Linked DNA regions of Mus musculus: region 1 is linked to region 2. A link is a loop called in an ENCODE intact Hi-C map of the cell type or tissue named here. Cell type or tissue: left cerebral cortex. All regions are shown on one strand.

Evidence for each region. Hi-C counts contacts between places; a loop is a spot of excess contacts. Peaks named below come from ENCODE experiments on the same cell type or tissue, not always from the same donor. Only the 100,000 strongest peaks of a DNase experiment are listed, where the experiment ranks them.
Region 1: a loop joins it to region 2, with 2.2 times the contacts of the local background. A loop is called at or near these places in 2 of 42 quality-filtered maps.

What each region holds. Positions count from the first base shown.
Region 1 is chr1:55,726,445-55,734,444 of GRCm38, reverse strand. The region is part of intron 5 of Plcl1 (phospholipase C-like 1); the gene reads right to left. Among named protein-coding and RNA genes, the nearest start is that of Gm32949, 160 kb to the left of the region's middle. In left cerebral cortex, no CTCF peak of the experiment used is centred here; DNase peaks (open chromatin) are centred at 1,701, 4,923 and 7,731; H3K27ac peaks cover 475 bases.
Region 2 is chr1:55,661,563-55,669,562 of GRCm38, reverse strand. All of the region lies in intron 1 of Plcl1 (phospholipase C-like 1), which reads right to left. Among named protein-coding and RNA genes, the nearest start is that of Gm39642, 150 kb to the right of the region's middle. In left cerebral cortex, no CTCF peak of the experiment used is centred here; DNase peaks (open chromatin) are centred at 2,554, 3,525, 3,859 and 6,958; H3K27ac peaks cover 864 bases.

The DNA.
Region 1 (8,000 bases), 65 kb before region 2:
CTCACTTTATGACCTCTTTAAGGATCCTACTTGCAAAACCAGTTACAATACAAGGTTTTAGGACTAGGATTACAACATATAAACCCTGGTAATACAGTGACCGAGAGGAACTCGGGTATGACAGCGTGCTAGACACAGACCGTTTTAATGAGAAGATGTGTGAGTGTTGGAGGTCAGGAAGCTTCCCTGGAAGGGAAGGGAAGGGCTTGTGGAGGATTTTGAGTGGCACGGAGCAGATAGCCTGTCAGGTAGGTGGGGAGAGCAAGAATCCTCGGAGGCAATGGTCCTGAAGCTTCTGTGGGCTTGTGGTGGAGGTGAGGTGGAGGGCTCTCTGAGCTGGAGCTCCAAGCAAGTGTAGACCAGGCGAAGGTACAGAGCCAAGAGAAGGCCTCCTGAAGTGGCCTTTCCCAGGCCAAGTGCATGGCAGCTTCTCCTCCATTTGAAAGACAAACAGCAAGTCACTTCTCTCATCCAAGTATACTTGCATCATTTATAAAGGTGTCTCCATTTTAATGTCCTTAATAAGTTCAGAGCCTTTGTTTATTCGGGAGCCCAAGATCTGTCCCTTGAGTTTTTACTTATCAGGATGTTTTATTAGACTTGAAAAGAGGACCAAATGTTCTAAAAATAGGAGCTCCAGCAAAAATTCTACTTCTCCCGTGGAGTTAGAAATTACTTCGTGTTTATTTGCCAAATTTGCCTGAGGTTAAGATCTAGCTGAACAGCAACTACATTTCCCTCACCTAACATTTTCTGGATCTTTAATCTTCTCTATTGTGCTTCAGTGAACAATAAACAAACAAACAAACAAGTCAATCCACAAAGAGACTCACCATTACATATGAACCTTTGTGAAATTATGAAGGTTCACTCATAAGTATAAGGGAAAATCACTATATTATACAATAATTATGATGCACATAAATGAATGTTAAAAGCACATAATATGTCATGGCAAACAGAAGCCAGAGAGAAAATGGATAGACTGACAACTTCAGAGCAGTCACATGACAAATGTACAGAGCACCATTCATACAGATCCCATGTGACTGGCACCCCAAGGCTTTACTCGGTGCAAACCTCACATATTAGGAAGCACAATTCTGTCCAGCTCCAGAGGTTTGTTAACTAATAAATCTCATGTGCAGAAGGGGAGCACTATGTGCAGAAGGGGAGCACTATGTGCAGAAGGGGAGCACTATATGCAGACATTTCTACCAAGATAATTTCAGTTGTACTAATGTTTAACTTCAGTGAGATTCATGAACTCTCATGTGACTAATTGTCAAGGGCAGCAAAACTCAAGAATGCCTCTGTAAACAGCTACCGGGTGTCCTTGACGAAGAATCCAAGAGAACTGGCGTTCCCAGGAGCAGCTGTCTAAACAGTAAGGACATTTAAAAACCAAGGATAGTAGTAGTTACTCTTTGATCTCTCTTTCTGACCAGAGAAGAATTACTTAGAACAAAATTATACTTGGGGGGTGGCAATTACTAAATAGAGGTTACATAAATGATTCTGTCCAGTTAATGCTACAGTGATTTAGATGCAAGGTGTATGCTTTTCAGAACCTTCACTCTGATGGTGCTTGTAGAGACTGTACTATTTATTCTGTCTCTTGTTTGTCCTGAGGATAGATTTTAATAGCTGGGAGGACAGATGGGCCCATCCCTCCAGCACTGCAGCCACCACCTCCATCTATTCTTGCAGAGCTTATGATGAGTGGGATCAGTGGGTGAGGCGGTTCATAAAGAACCAGAGACACCCCACATACAATGCACAATGCACAATGCTCATGTAGTCAATAGTTCTTCTCCATGGAATCTGTTCTCTCCCAGTCTAAACTGTATTCTACATACAGGAGAATGGGCAGAAAGCGGCTGGCCTTCTCCTCTTATGATTTCAGCCCACAAGGACTGTATGAGTTGACTCCAGACATACAATGTCCATCATCAAAAGTCTTCCATCCTACTCACTGAAATTACTGCTAATCGACACTTTTTTCATCTGTAAGAGTTCACAGGCTGGCTTTATTTTTAGCAGTCACAGGAAGCTATTGGTTGAATATCAAGGCCACAATAGCATGAACCAGTTTCCTGAAACATGTGTAATATGAGAGTGTAATAACAGTGTGCAAATAGCCATGTTCTCACCAGCCGTAAGCACCTATAGTTCTCAAGTGTCTATACAGTTATTCCAGCGAAAACTCAAATTCCGAACTTTTAAGCAGACCAGAGGAATAAAATGCCAGTTCAGTGGTCTATGTGCCCTCATAGACCACAAGTAATTCTAAAGTAGTTAACATTCTTTATCTGTTTATTTTGCCTTAAGACAAAAAAAAAAAAAATGAAGTCTGATTTAATCAGGGGTTGTAAAGGTGGGGACAAAATGAGAGCAAACCAGACCCATAGGACTGTCTCAAAGCACCTGGGATGTTTGCACATAGCACATACAGTTTCTGACTCTGTTATGAGATGCCTGGGATCAACAACCCTTCATAAAAGAAAGATGTGTTTGGTCTCACAGTTTCAGAGTTTTCAGACCAGAGTCAGCCATGTTTCTTTCAGGCCTTCAGCAGCAGTGGGAAAGCCTGAAAATGCTCCCACTTCACAGAGAGAAAGAAGCAGAGAAAGAATAAGATAGGGGCTGGGTCTCCATCCAAGGCCAGTCAATGAACTAAACACACACACACACTACCTCTCAGAGCACCTCCTTGTAGTTCCACAGGCTGGCAATCAGGCCTACAGCACTGCTCAGGGGATGCACTAAGAACCATCCATGACTGCTATATATTTTAAATGTGTGAGAGAAATATGTTGTTTAGCACATGTCTAGGGAAAGCAACTTAACCTTCTAAAACTGAAACTGCTTTCCATTGACTAGGAATTCCCAGGCAAAAGAACCCATGCTGGGGTTGGTCTGTTGCTGCTAGGTATTCAAATGCAAAATACTGGCCCCCTAGATCTGGTTGCCCTCTGATAAGGAGATCTTCATGTAACATTGCCTCCTCAACCCCAAGTTATTGGTCAAAAAAGGCTAAAGCCTGTGATTGGCAGTAGACAGAGGTAAGTGGGTTTTCACTTACCTGGCTGGTAGTTAAAAGTTGAGGCCAGAGGGGAAAGAAGAAATGACAGGGTAAGAGGAGGAAGCCTCCATGAAAGGAGATGGACCTCCATGAGCATATGGCCAGCAGAAACAGCAAGCAACAATGGACATGTGGCTGGGATGTAAGTTAGAATAGCTCCAAACCTGCCCAATCCCAGCTAACAGCTTGTAAATAAAACATCTGGATTGTACGTTTTATACAAGCTAGCCAGAATAAATAATTCCTTTTACAAATCCATAAACCCCTTTTGTTCTAGGTGATTCATAATGTTGGCTGCTGGTAGCATGTGACTGTTGATTGAGGGATATTTAGGAAAGATTTGGGTGGTAATCTTTGTATACTAGAGTGCACTGTCAAGTAATTGAAAAGTTTCCCATCCAGAGCACATTGAGAGTACTAACCTTAAAAATACATACAAAGAGGAGTTTCAGGATTTTTAGCACACATAAGTTTGTCCTGGCTTACAAACTGTATCATGGTGTGTTAACCTCCACAGGAAGAATTCTCTTCAGCTACAAAGAACCTACACAGCATCTCTGAAAGGCTACACCATGACTATTTAATAATCTTTCTACAGAATCATCTCACGAACCGAGTCTATGACCCAAACACCATTATTTTACGGTGTGCTGGTTAGTTGTGTTTTTTTGGTTTTTTTGTTTGTTTGTTTTTTTAATCTAACTAACATAATCTGAGGTCATACAGGAAGATAAAACCCTGTGTTTGTTACAAGAAAGTTGATGCTTTCTGGCCATGGTTGAATACTTCAACAAAATGAACTTAAGGAATAAAATGGATATTTTGGCTCACAGTTCCAGAGGGATCCAGTCCATCATGGCTGGAAAATCATGACCTCTGGCAGGGAGGCACAGGCAGAAGCAGGAGGCTGGCTGGTCACATTGTATCCACACCCAGCAACAGAGCAAAGGAAGTTGGGCTGGGCTATAAGCCTCAAGGCCCACTTGCAGTGACCCACTTCTGGCTGTAATTCCTAAAGTTTCCACAACCTTCTAAGCAGTGTCCAAACATGTAGAAACTCCTCACATTCAGACCCCACACCACCTGACCTTCAAGATGCCTGCAGAATCTATGATAGAGCATCCTATCACAGCCCTTCCCACCGCACCAGCCCTCATCCCTCATTCAGACATCTTCACAGTGCTCTAAAACTAGATTTGGATTGCTTGACTCTCTGTCTCTGTCTCTGTCTCTGTCTCTGTCTCTGTCTCTCTCTCTCTCTCTCTCTCTCTCTCTCTCTCTCTCGTGTGTGTGTGTTTGTGTGTGTGTGTGTGTGTGTGTGTTGCTACCTATGTTATGTATAGAGTACGTATATTTATGTATTCAGAGGTGTGAGCTCACTTTGCTCCATTTTTTCCCCTCCAGTGACTAATAAGGTCAGAGAAGGAGCTCATCCATAAACCTAAAATAAAAATGAAATCATCTTATTATCAGTTTATTTCTACGTGGGTCACTGTAGGCAATAATTGTAATAAGGTTACATGTAACTTATCTTGGCTACAACTCACCACAATCTGAGAGTATATAACAGTGGATTTCTCTAAATAAAGTTTACTATGAGAAAAGAGATCTTTGATACCCTCGCAAGCTGAAGCCAAGTCCGTTGGCCTGTGATGTATCTATTTATTAGGCTCATGCCAGTTTTGAATTATTCAGAATCATTATATAATGCAGTTTTCATTTGAAAAGAAAAGTGTGCCTCTTAGAGACTAAATTTAGTTCTACTGGAGATAAAGTTAAGCAGTGTGTGCTTCCATAATCATGCCAGCAGCCCAGCTTTTATCTCTACCAAACTCTGGAGTGGCACAGCTGGGATGCAGCCACCCAAGGCACAAATCCGGATATCAAGTGACTCTCTTGCCTAGAGCTCCGAAGCATTAATATTCTATCTTATCAGAACCAGCCTACATTGTTGGAGAAGAGTTGTTCAAAAGAAAACAGTGTCTTAAACATGTGCCTTTAAAAAATGTATTTGCCCCCTTTTAGGACACAAATGTATATAATAAAACCCCCCCTCTCCCTTATCGGCTTTAAACTATATGTCTCTCTCTCAAAGGAAAAAAAAAAAAACCTGTACAATATCTTCCTCCATAACTAAAAGTATCAATGAATTTAGTGGCTTCAGAAAATAAAAGTGGCTACAGATCACTTCCTAGAAGGTTGGTAATTGACAATAAGACTCTTGACCTGATTTCCTATAATTGATATGAAGCCAATGAATGGTGATTAACTGACCAGGCAGGACTTTAAGAACGTCTCATGCCATACTAAGACGTCCTACCATATCTTCATTTTGATTTGTTTTTCTTCCCACTCTTATTTTCAGATTGTCTTAGTACCCATTGTCCAGTATTGAGACACAGGCAGGCTTTGGGCCTCTTGAAAGGCTTAAGATTTTCACTGTTTCCTCATGGCAGGTTTCCCCGGCCTCTCCAATAAGGTCAAATCTCACAGTATAGTCTCTCTTCTTTTTAGTTTTTGTTTCAATTTGATTTTGGGTTTTTTGTTTTGTTTTGTTTTGTTTTGAAACAGGATTTTATTCTTGAGTCCAAATGGGCCTGGAATTTCCCATGCAACCCAGACTAGCCCTAAGATGGAGACAATCCTTCGTCAGCCTCTCAGGTGCTGGGATTACAGCTGTGCACAGCCATGCCCTTCTCTACTCACACACTCTGATAGTATCCACACTCCTCCTGCAAGGTACTCCTAACGGTAACAAGGCCAGCACTCACTGCCTAGTAACTTTTACAACATGAGACTAAGGGCCTAGCCTTAAGCCACTACAGACTTAACAAATACCTTCACTGAATGGATAGATTTGGTTTCAACAAAACAAAACAAAAATCAACCCAACCTAGTTTTGAATAACTGCTCTCTGGGCATCACTGGTGCACGGTGATAGAAACAAGACTTGGGAAACAAAGGTAAGAGATTGGCAACCTCAAGACATAACCAGGCTATATACAGTGAGATCATCTTAAAAATATTGGCTAACGTATGCATTAGAAGTCACTTTTGTACCTAGCACTACCTTATCTGTAAATGTTGAAATAGAAATACATCAATTCTTTAATATAAGAGAAAGAATTATTTTTATATTAGTAAGGCAAATAGTAACAGGAGTTTAAACATTTGTGAAGGAAGGTCCTTTTAAATACTTAGTCCCAGGATAAGACATAAAACTCAGATGTGCATTTTAGATGTATACTCTTCATTTTGGCGCATGCCTTTAATCCCAGAACTTGGGAGGCAGAGGCAGGAGGATTTCTGAGTTTGAGGCCAGCCTGGTCTACAGAGTGAGTTCCAGGGTAGCCAGGGCTATACAGAGAAACCCTGTCTCAAAAACAAACAAAAAAAAAAGAAAGAAAGAAAGAAAAAAGAATGCATTCTTTGGTATATATAAAGAAAATCATACTTGTACATGAAATTCAAGTTACTGTTGCTGCTGTGTGTGTCCATGTGTGTATGAATGTGTGCAATGTTAGTATGTGTCTATGTGTGTGCATGTGAATGTGTGTGTGTGTGCATTTGTGTTCCTAGAAGTATCATTCCATTCTCTCTCTTACTACCCTTCTACTTTCCAGTGATCAGCAGCTCGCCTTGAGCGGCATCTGGTGGAGATCCCATGAGCTGGGCCTTGCTGGGTGGTCGAGACTGAGTCAGTTGCCTCTACAGACCTTCACCTGAAGCTTCACGACTGCTCAGCTGTGCTCACTAAACATTCCAAACACAACAGACACCATAGCTACCAAAACTCAAACATTATTTTCAGGCTGGTGAATATACAAAACATAGTTTTATTTAAATTGGAGGGAATTTAAGTAGATGTAGCCTAGAGGAGATACCAAGCAATATACAACACCACTTTCGCTAGCTATGAATCATACTTGACCCATAAAATCTGAAGCTATTTAGGTTGGCTAGCAAATTTTTGAGCATCTAGGTGGCAAGCACGGGTGAGCAGACAAGCAGAAACATCACACAGCAGCTTTTACTCCTGTGTTCTGTTCTGAACGATTTATTTTCACCGTGGAGCACTTGGCCTGTAGAAGACTGTAAGATGTCGGCTGACTTCAACCCTCAGAACCTCAACAACGTTGCTTGAGCATCCTCAGTGCAATTCAGCCTTGCAGAATGAACACAAGAACATCATTTTGTTTGCAAGTGTGGCCCATGCTTCACTTTAGAAACTGCGATGTGGAAAAGACAGTACTGGACGTGGGGCACAATGGAAGATTGACAGCAGTGGACTTATGCTTAGGGCCTTGCAGTGCTGTGGGGAGGAGAGTATAATGCCAGAAGCCAGATGAAAAAGAAAGAATTTAAAAGTAGAGAGATTTATACAACTGAAGAATTTAGTGATAAGAAGCCCAATGTACTTAAGAAAGGAAATGCCGTTAAACTATAGAAATGGATTGAAAACAAAGTATTTGATGTTATCATAACATATAAAAAGTTGTAAGGATGTTGGCAATCATAAAGAATGATCTTGTTTTCCGTTTGGAAATCCTAGCCCCCAAAGAGGCAAGAGAGTGTAAGAGCTCTGGCTACAGATGGGAAGTTGCGGGTGTGCAAACTCGCCACTCTGTGGAATATATAATCTGGCCTCCCATCTGTCTAAACTCTTAGATAATCCTCAGTTAAGGTAGAAGGCAACTTTGGGCCCAAGGCTTCATTCTGCATCTATCATTGGAAATTGTTTTCTTCAGACATAGTGGGACTCAAGGCTTTTTTTAAACCCTCTCAATGTCCACCTGTCAAGGCCAGTGACTTAAAGGCTCATCAACCATAATCCTAAGGAGCCGTCTTTCTTCTCATGAGCCTGCTGATGGACACCCGGGAAACTTACTCATCTCACATTTGTAAATCAGCTCAG
Region 2 (8,000 bases):
ACTTCATAGTTTCCCTTAGGAGTCTAAGTGTGTTTGTCTGGCCTGAGAGAAGCAGCTGTATTATTCTCTGGTGTTCTTTCCATTTCTACCCTACCACCACTTGAATATGAACACTCCATTTTTCCCCAGCTACATCCATACCCATCAAGTTCCCTACATTGCCCAGAAGCAAAGCACTCCTTTTTCTCCCAAATGAAATGAATACCTTACCTACCTGAAGCAGAACAGATAATGCCTTTCGGACATCCAAGTTCATTCTCCCTCCTAATCAAATTACCATGACTCTATGGAAACTCAGCAGCTGGCTTTTCCAGAAAGAAAAATGTGAAGCAAGCCAAACCCAACAAACAAACAGAAAACAAAAATGGAATAACAAACAAAAAAACCCAAACCTTATGGCTCATACATTCTAATAAATGAAATTTGTTAATGTGTTTGATTTTGATATTTAGAAACTCTGTAACCACACACAAGTCACTCCACAAATGAGAGAACATTTGTTAGACCATGTTGTCATGCTCACAGCCATATGTGTTCAAAAACCAGAGCTTGCTGAAGTGGGGAAGCATCACAGGCTAGAGATGGATAAATTCAGCCGGGGAGCAAGAGTGCACTCCAGATCAGGGACACACTTGTCCAAAGGTGGTAAATGGTCAGGGGCTGTTAATTGCTGGGAATGGGGGGTAGTTATCCTAACACTCAGCCAGAGCTCTGGATTTGCACTGGGGCTACAGGTAATGAAACAGAATATATTCATGAACCGCCAGAGAGGCACTCAGGACTCTCTTATGTGAAGTTCTCAGAAATCAAAACGAGGCAAGAAAGAAAGCCAGCCCCTGCTGTATTATTTCCTTCTGCATGAATGTGTAACCCGGTAGCCTTCTGCTTCCTGGCTGTAAGAGGGTACACACTAAAATGAAGTGAAATGAGCTACTCAGGGCTTAATGATCATACAAAAATCTAAAGAAGTGGAGAATTTTTTTAAACAAAGGCATGTGTTTTGATAAGTAGAACAAGCTATGTTTTAGACTGCTGTGGAGTCCGCTAGGGAGAGTCAGAGAAACGTGTTTCCACACACGGTAACTAAAATAGTTTATCATGTTTAATATTGTAAACTACTTACTCCACAGTGTTTGTTTTGCATTTTCTAGAGAAGCTAAATAGTCTGATGCTTGCCTTGTTTGAACTTATCTCTGAAAATGTTTCCTTGGGGTTTAATTCTAAAGTAACATTATTTTAATGAGTCAACGACTCCTACTTTAAAATAAGCCATGCTCCTTTGTAGTAGGAACCTTGAGAAGGCACATACTTAACTCAGGGCACAGCTTCTTTTCTTATAGGCACTATTTTATTAAAAATAAGATGTCTATGTATAAAATTATAGGAAAACAATTTCAAACAATACAGAGAGGTATAGAATAGGAAGTATAAGGAAACTGATCCCCACTCCACACACACACACACACACACACACACACACCAGAGATGGCATCACTACTGTAAGATATAGATCACACATCTTTCCAGGGAATTATTCATGTATATATTCTGTACTAACAACAACTATAAAGTGTCATGGTAGATATACAAAATTCTATGGCTATTTCCACCCCCATATATTCATGACTGCATCATAAGCATCATTCAATGTGGATTTTTAAGCCATACAGATTCAGTTTACTAAATCATATTTTCTCACAAATTTTCAATATTTTATACAACTCTGCAACAAGCCTAAATTGTTTTCAGAATTTGGAAACATTTTTTTTAATCCTCTGAGTCTCACACATAGCTGCCTCAGTCAAGTCTTTAATGCTAGATCCACTCAGCTGGGGGAGCTCCCCTGCCCAAGCCTGGTTCTGACAGAAGGATTTCCTCACGAAATCACTGTGAGTTCTTGAAGTCAGTACAACAGGGAAAAAATTGTAGACATCAAGTTCAGGAAATGTGTTTGTTTCCATAAATATTTTTGTAAAACTATAACATGAAAACAGAAAAGTATGTACCTTATACAAATAGATCTCCACAAAATATACCAAATAACCAACGGTGGTGTTTTTATTGACCTTTTGATATTGCTTTTCTCTTCTCTGTGTAATCTTGGACAAAGCACCCTTTGGAGCCTATGAAATGTGTACAATGCTACAGACCTCGAAGATGTACTGATAGATGCAAATGAAACTGTATGCAGAAGCCAGTTCCTGGTAAATAAATGCTAATTTCTTCTGTCTCTTCCACACCACGATGCTTTCCTGCTCACACCCAATCAATGCCTCTTCTCCTTATCGTAGTGCACCAAGAGCCTGGAACACCTCCTTCCCCAGAGTGTTCCTACTGAGAACCTCTCCACTGGAAGATAAGGACTTTATAACATCTGAGGGGAAGTACAGTCATATGAAGGATCCCGATTTAGGACCACAAAGTCTGAACTAGAAAAAGACAGAGCCTCGTCTCTATTAAGAAAAGTGGATGTTAAGATGATTCACAAGTTTAGTTCTCCATGCTGAGTACTGTTGAAATTATAATGAAATGCAAACCTCCCTGGGTTTTCACCAGGGCACCCACACACGCCAGGTGTGGGTTCAGCCAGCATCCCAATGCATGTTGCACTCTCAAGCATGAAACTGCATTCAAACTGCCAGAATTAAAGACTGCAGACACACTGACGGAAATGGGATGTGGGCTTTGTCAGTGCTGCTAAAGCTGTGCAGATGCAGAATGTGGTACCCAGGGGTCGAGGGAGCTGCAGTGACACCCAGCCCCTCAGCATATCTAGGGAATCTGTGAAGTCTGGACTGTTATTTGGCTACTTCTCCATGAAGGCAACATGTAGTGATGTAATACGTAGACTGTTGAGTACTAACAGTCACAAAGCAAATAATGCAAAAACATTTTTAAAACAAACAGTACTATCATCTGTGTGCCAGACAGACTGCAGAATCTGCAGCTCTTTACACCACTTCTCATTGTCTTCCTCAAAAGTCCCTTGAAAGTGTTCCATTATCCCTCCATTTGCGTGTGCTGAGGCTTAGAGGAATCAGGGGTAATCGCCTTTGTTCCCGGTGATGTTTATATACAATGCATCACACTTGCCCTTGTGGCCCACAGTGATCTTTTAAAAGGCTAATTAGTCACTTTTGAGTAAGAGCAGCCTTGCATCATCAGGGGAAGACAAAATCCCTAAACTGAAACACTTCCTCCTGTGAAAATCTTTGCTTCTAGAATTTTCTGTTATTTTGTTTTGCATAACCAGGCTATTAATAATGGGATACGGAACACAAAGACACAGAAAGTGATATTGCAATGATTGTGGTTGTCAGTCACTGCGTTCTCCATTTCTTTGGAATCACTCGTTTCACAACTGAAACCAAGGCATCTTACTATAACTACCTAAATCTGAAGCCAAGCAATGGTGGAAATTTCACATGGAAATTTTAATAACCTCTTTCTTTCCAAGGCCAACTGTTTCTTTCTTCTCCTGTCTGCTTGGAGCCAGCCCACCACATTTGACTTGCAGCCATGAGCCTGGAGGGGGTGGAAGCTGTAATGAGCAGAGGCTGCCAGCACGTCAGGTCCCATTGTGTTTGTGTGACTGCAGGTCAGGGTGATGAAGCAAGAATTAGCTTCATCCCCATCGCTGCAAATAAATGTGATTTTATGACGGCACCAGAGCTTTCCTCGGTTATTCAAAAGGAAAGAAGAGATGTAAACGTGGCTGTACAATCATTATCACAAAACTCGGCTTGCTCCCTGAGGTCAGCAGCTGATTTTAATTTCATACTTTCTACAAGTAGCGAGATAAAAGGTGATATTAATGTAAATATCAGAGCAAGGAAATGCATGTCTCACCTTCTCACACTTCTCAGGGTATAATACAAATGGTTTCCTCCAACCAAATCAAATTCACTGAGGTGGGGGGAGGAGAGGATAGGAAGCTACTGAATATTGATGCATTTAAAATTCAAATGAATCAGTTATTCAATTAGCTGCAGACAAATTAGGCAAAATGTGACACTCCAAGGACATAGGGAGTTCATGTATGTCTGTGTGTCCCTTGCATACACAACACAACACACACACACACACACACACACACACACACACACACACACACACACACACGGTTTGACCAGCAGTCTTTGAGATCTGTGAGAATCATGAGTCTATGAACTGAAGTGAATTGGTTTGCATGTGTTCACGCCCAGTCCCTAAAAAACAGGAAACACGATGTTTGTAGAAGGCAAAGCCGAGAACTGGCTGTTTCTTCCCAGAACCTTCGACCTGTGAAACGTGACTGGAAAGTATCTGGGAAGAGAGTTAAGGAAGAGCTTCCTGTTTGTCTTCATTTATCATCTCATCCTTGCCTTCCCAACGTACATTTTACATCACGAATGCCACACAGCATGCTCTCTCTGAGTTGCCAAAATGTTTTTGCTTTTCATCTGAGGTCCAGTCTTAATATATCTAGATGTTGTTCCCAAAGACAGAACCATTCCTCCCCCTCAGTCCACCAAGGAAGTAGACTCCTGGGTGCCACCCTTGGCTGGCCATCCTCAGCCTAGCTCCACCCAAGTCTCATCTTATTTCCGCTGGGTTTTCCTACTAGTCTGGACCTAAAAGCTGGTCCCCAAAGTGTCTGGATTTCTGCAGGCCATGTGGGAGTCAATCATATCTCCTCCCAGTGTTCTCTCACAGATGTGGTGGCACAGGCGAGAGCAACAGCCACTCTCCTCTTGAACTCAGCACCTCTCCTCTTCCTGAAAAGGCTAGAGACAAGCCTGCAGGCCAAGACCCTGAAGAGAAGCATCCCAGCGCTTCAAACTGCCACGTGGTGTGGCCTTTCCTTCTGGGTGTTCTCTGTCTCTCTGTCTCTCTGTCTGTCTGTCTGTCTGTCTGTCTGTCTGTTTGTCTCTCTCTCTCTCTCTCTGTATGTGTGCCACTCTCTGTATCTCTCTCTTTTCCTCCCTCCCTCCCTCCCTCCCTCCCTCCCTCCCTCCCTCCCTCCCTCCCTCCCTCCCTCTCTCTTCCTTCTCTTCCTTCTCTGCCTTCCTCCCTCTGAACATTCTCTTATCCCTTCCCAAGAGAGAACAGCAACTCCAGAAAGGCTTGTATCACACCCGAGAAGGCAATGCATGCAGAGATGGAAACTGAATGCAACCTTTTCTTAATGTGCTTACACCAAACCCTTGTCCTTATTCCAACCCAGCCTCCCTACCCATAGCCTGTTACCTGCAACAGAAGCCACCACCATCATTACCACCATCACCATAAGGACTACCTAATTTCTCAACTTTATTCTATCTATGGACTCAGTCAGGACTCTTCCCTATCCACATTTGAGTATCTCCTTCCATTCTAATCCTGTTACCATTTAATTGAAGCTCTCCTGACATCGCAATATGAAACTAAAATACAAAAAGGGAGCCAGGGAGAGAAACAGAAATCACACCTATGTGATTAGAAGGTGGAATTTTATACAAGTGAGTGGATCTGCAAGAAAGAGTACTGAGTAACCAAGAACTTATGGGCTGGATGAAGGAACCGTTACTTGCCTCCAGGGTCAGCTATAGAGGACCTCTCTTAGGCAAACTTGAACCCTAAAGCAAACCTGCTGCTATATCATGTCATTTCTTACTGGTGCCTACTGTAAGCCAAATCCAGCTAAAAAGAAGAGCCTTGAAATCAGCCTGCAGGGACTAGACCCTCAGTCATGTAAACTAGAGAAGTAGAGGGGAGACCTCACAGCAAAGCATTCAATAGTGGTGGATCATTCATTCCCACAGTCTCAGCACTTGGGAGGGTAAGATAGGAAGCTTATGGCAAGTTCAAGGAGCTACCCAGCAAGATACTGCCTCAAAAAAAAAAAAACTGATTGAAATACTCATTGAAAAGGATAGTGGGGCTCCACTGAGAGACGTTATGCTCATTTATTCCAACATTTCACTTGAATGCTTATAGCCGTGCATATAGGAAGGACTGTGGTTTTCCCATGTTTTTGAACTTAAGTAGTCATAGCAAGGCAGGTATCATGAATTCACACCATGGGGCAGATACAGTACCAGAGACTACTAAAGAGTCTCATTTTAAAACAAGCCTTAGGTTTAAATATAGATATTTTACATTATGCTCTAAAATAAGTTAATGTGCATTTCTGGTATGAAGATAACAAGATTTGTCAATGGAAGATCCAGGGGAAAGAACCCCAATAACGTTTCTGTCTCAGAAAGCTCGGGCCTCAAATTGTAGAGACCTGTTGAGATATCAACAGAGGACAGTTTCTGTAAGCAACCATGTTTTTGAGTTTGAGTCTTGCTTTTCTCTTGGTATGACTGCATCTGAGAGCCTCTCAAAAGTGGATTTGAGCAGTGAGGGAGAAGGAAGGTGAGACCCCTGACTCACCACGGAGGGAGGGGATTGTGAAAAGAGGGGCAAGGGCCACAAAACAGGCTTTTATGCACTTTGTTCTGGTAGACAGAAGGAAGGAAGAAATTTTTGTTGGGCTAGAAAAGGTGATTCTCCTTCTGCCTTGCATAGTCCTTTTCTTCTGGGAACTAGGTGCTTCAGATGGTACCCTGCCTTCTTAAAATGTAAACTATCCAATGCCATGTAGAATATTCATTGTTTCTTATTTCAGTTCAATAACATAAGAAGAGAGGTCAATCCAGGGCCCCTGCCCTGGCTCTTTCCAGCCACCCTTCCAGCCTATCTCCATTCCCCTGTGTCATCTACCAACCAATGGAAACATTTCTATCAGGGATCCCCAATGACCATTCTAGGCTAGAACTCAGATTAGTGCCACATCCTACCCTCATTGGAGAAGATTCTTATTGTACTTAGATGGGAATTAACACAAAGACAGTGTGCAGAGGAGGGGAGACTTTGGAAAATTCAGTTGATGGACAGTGTTCATCAACCACTGCCTCCAAGCAAGGCTCAGCAGTCTATGCAGAAACATTGTCAGAGCCGAGGATGACGGATGGCTGAGGAAACTGTCTTGCAGACACACCAGGACTAATGCCCACGGACTCACTGCACAGGTTCAAACTAGAAGGGGGTCCAGCACTCAAAGGAGGAAGCAGACACCGGGTACCCCAATCAAAAAGGTATCTGCAATTGATGCTCATGGCCAATGGGAAGTCAGTCTTTTTCAATGTCATGTCACTGGGTATATCAACCACACCCCAGGGCAGGAAGAGCTGGCCAACACATAAGGAACTCCTTGGATTTTTGGTTTTGTTTTGTTTTGTTTTGTTTTTACTTTCTTTTGCATTTTGTTTTGTTTTGACATTTTTTTTGTCTCATTGGTCTTTTGCTTTGATTTTATTTTTCAGTGGGTTTTTTTGTGTTCCGAGAGAGAGAGAGAGAGAGAGAGAGAGAGAGAGAGAGAGAGAGAGAGAAAGAGAGGGAGGGAGGGAGGGAGGGAGGGAGAGAGAGAGAGAGAGAGAGAGAGAGAGAGAAAGAGAAAGAGAGGGAGGGAGGGAGGGAGGGAGGGAGAGAGAGAGAGAGAGAGAGAGAGAGAGAGAGAGAGAGAGAGAGAGCACATAAAGCTGTGTGGATAGGAACAATCTGGGAAGAGTTGGGGGAGGGGAAACATGATCAAACTATATGGTTACATTTAAAAAATAAATAAAATTTTAAAATGGTGACATATATAAATGAGAGATTCACATTTATAGTAATCTCAAGCCTATAAAAATCTATGCTGTCACTGTGCAAGGAAGCTGTTAAAGGTTTTTTTTTAAAAAAATACTATCTCTATGAATTTTCTATTAATATAAAATTATAGAAATATAAAAATTATTTTTAAAATATGCTGCATGTTTAAAGTCCCATTATAACCTGGTGCTTTTTTTTTCAATGAAATGAGGAACCCCTCTTTGTTCATGTTTGCCCTTTTTCAGTCCCCTCTCTGATGGCTTTTGTTCTCTTTGTAACCTTGTCATCTCCAGCCCTTTAATTTGATTTCATTTTGTAGTCAAGCCAGGAAAATCTAGCAATTT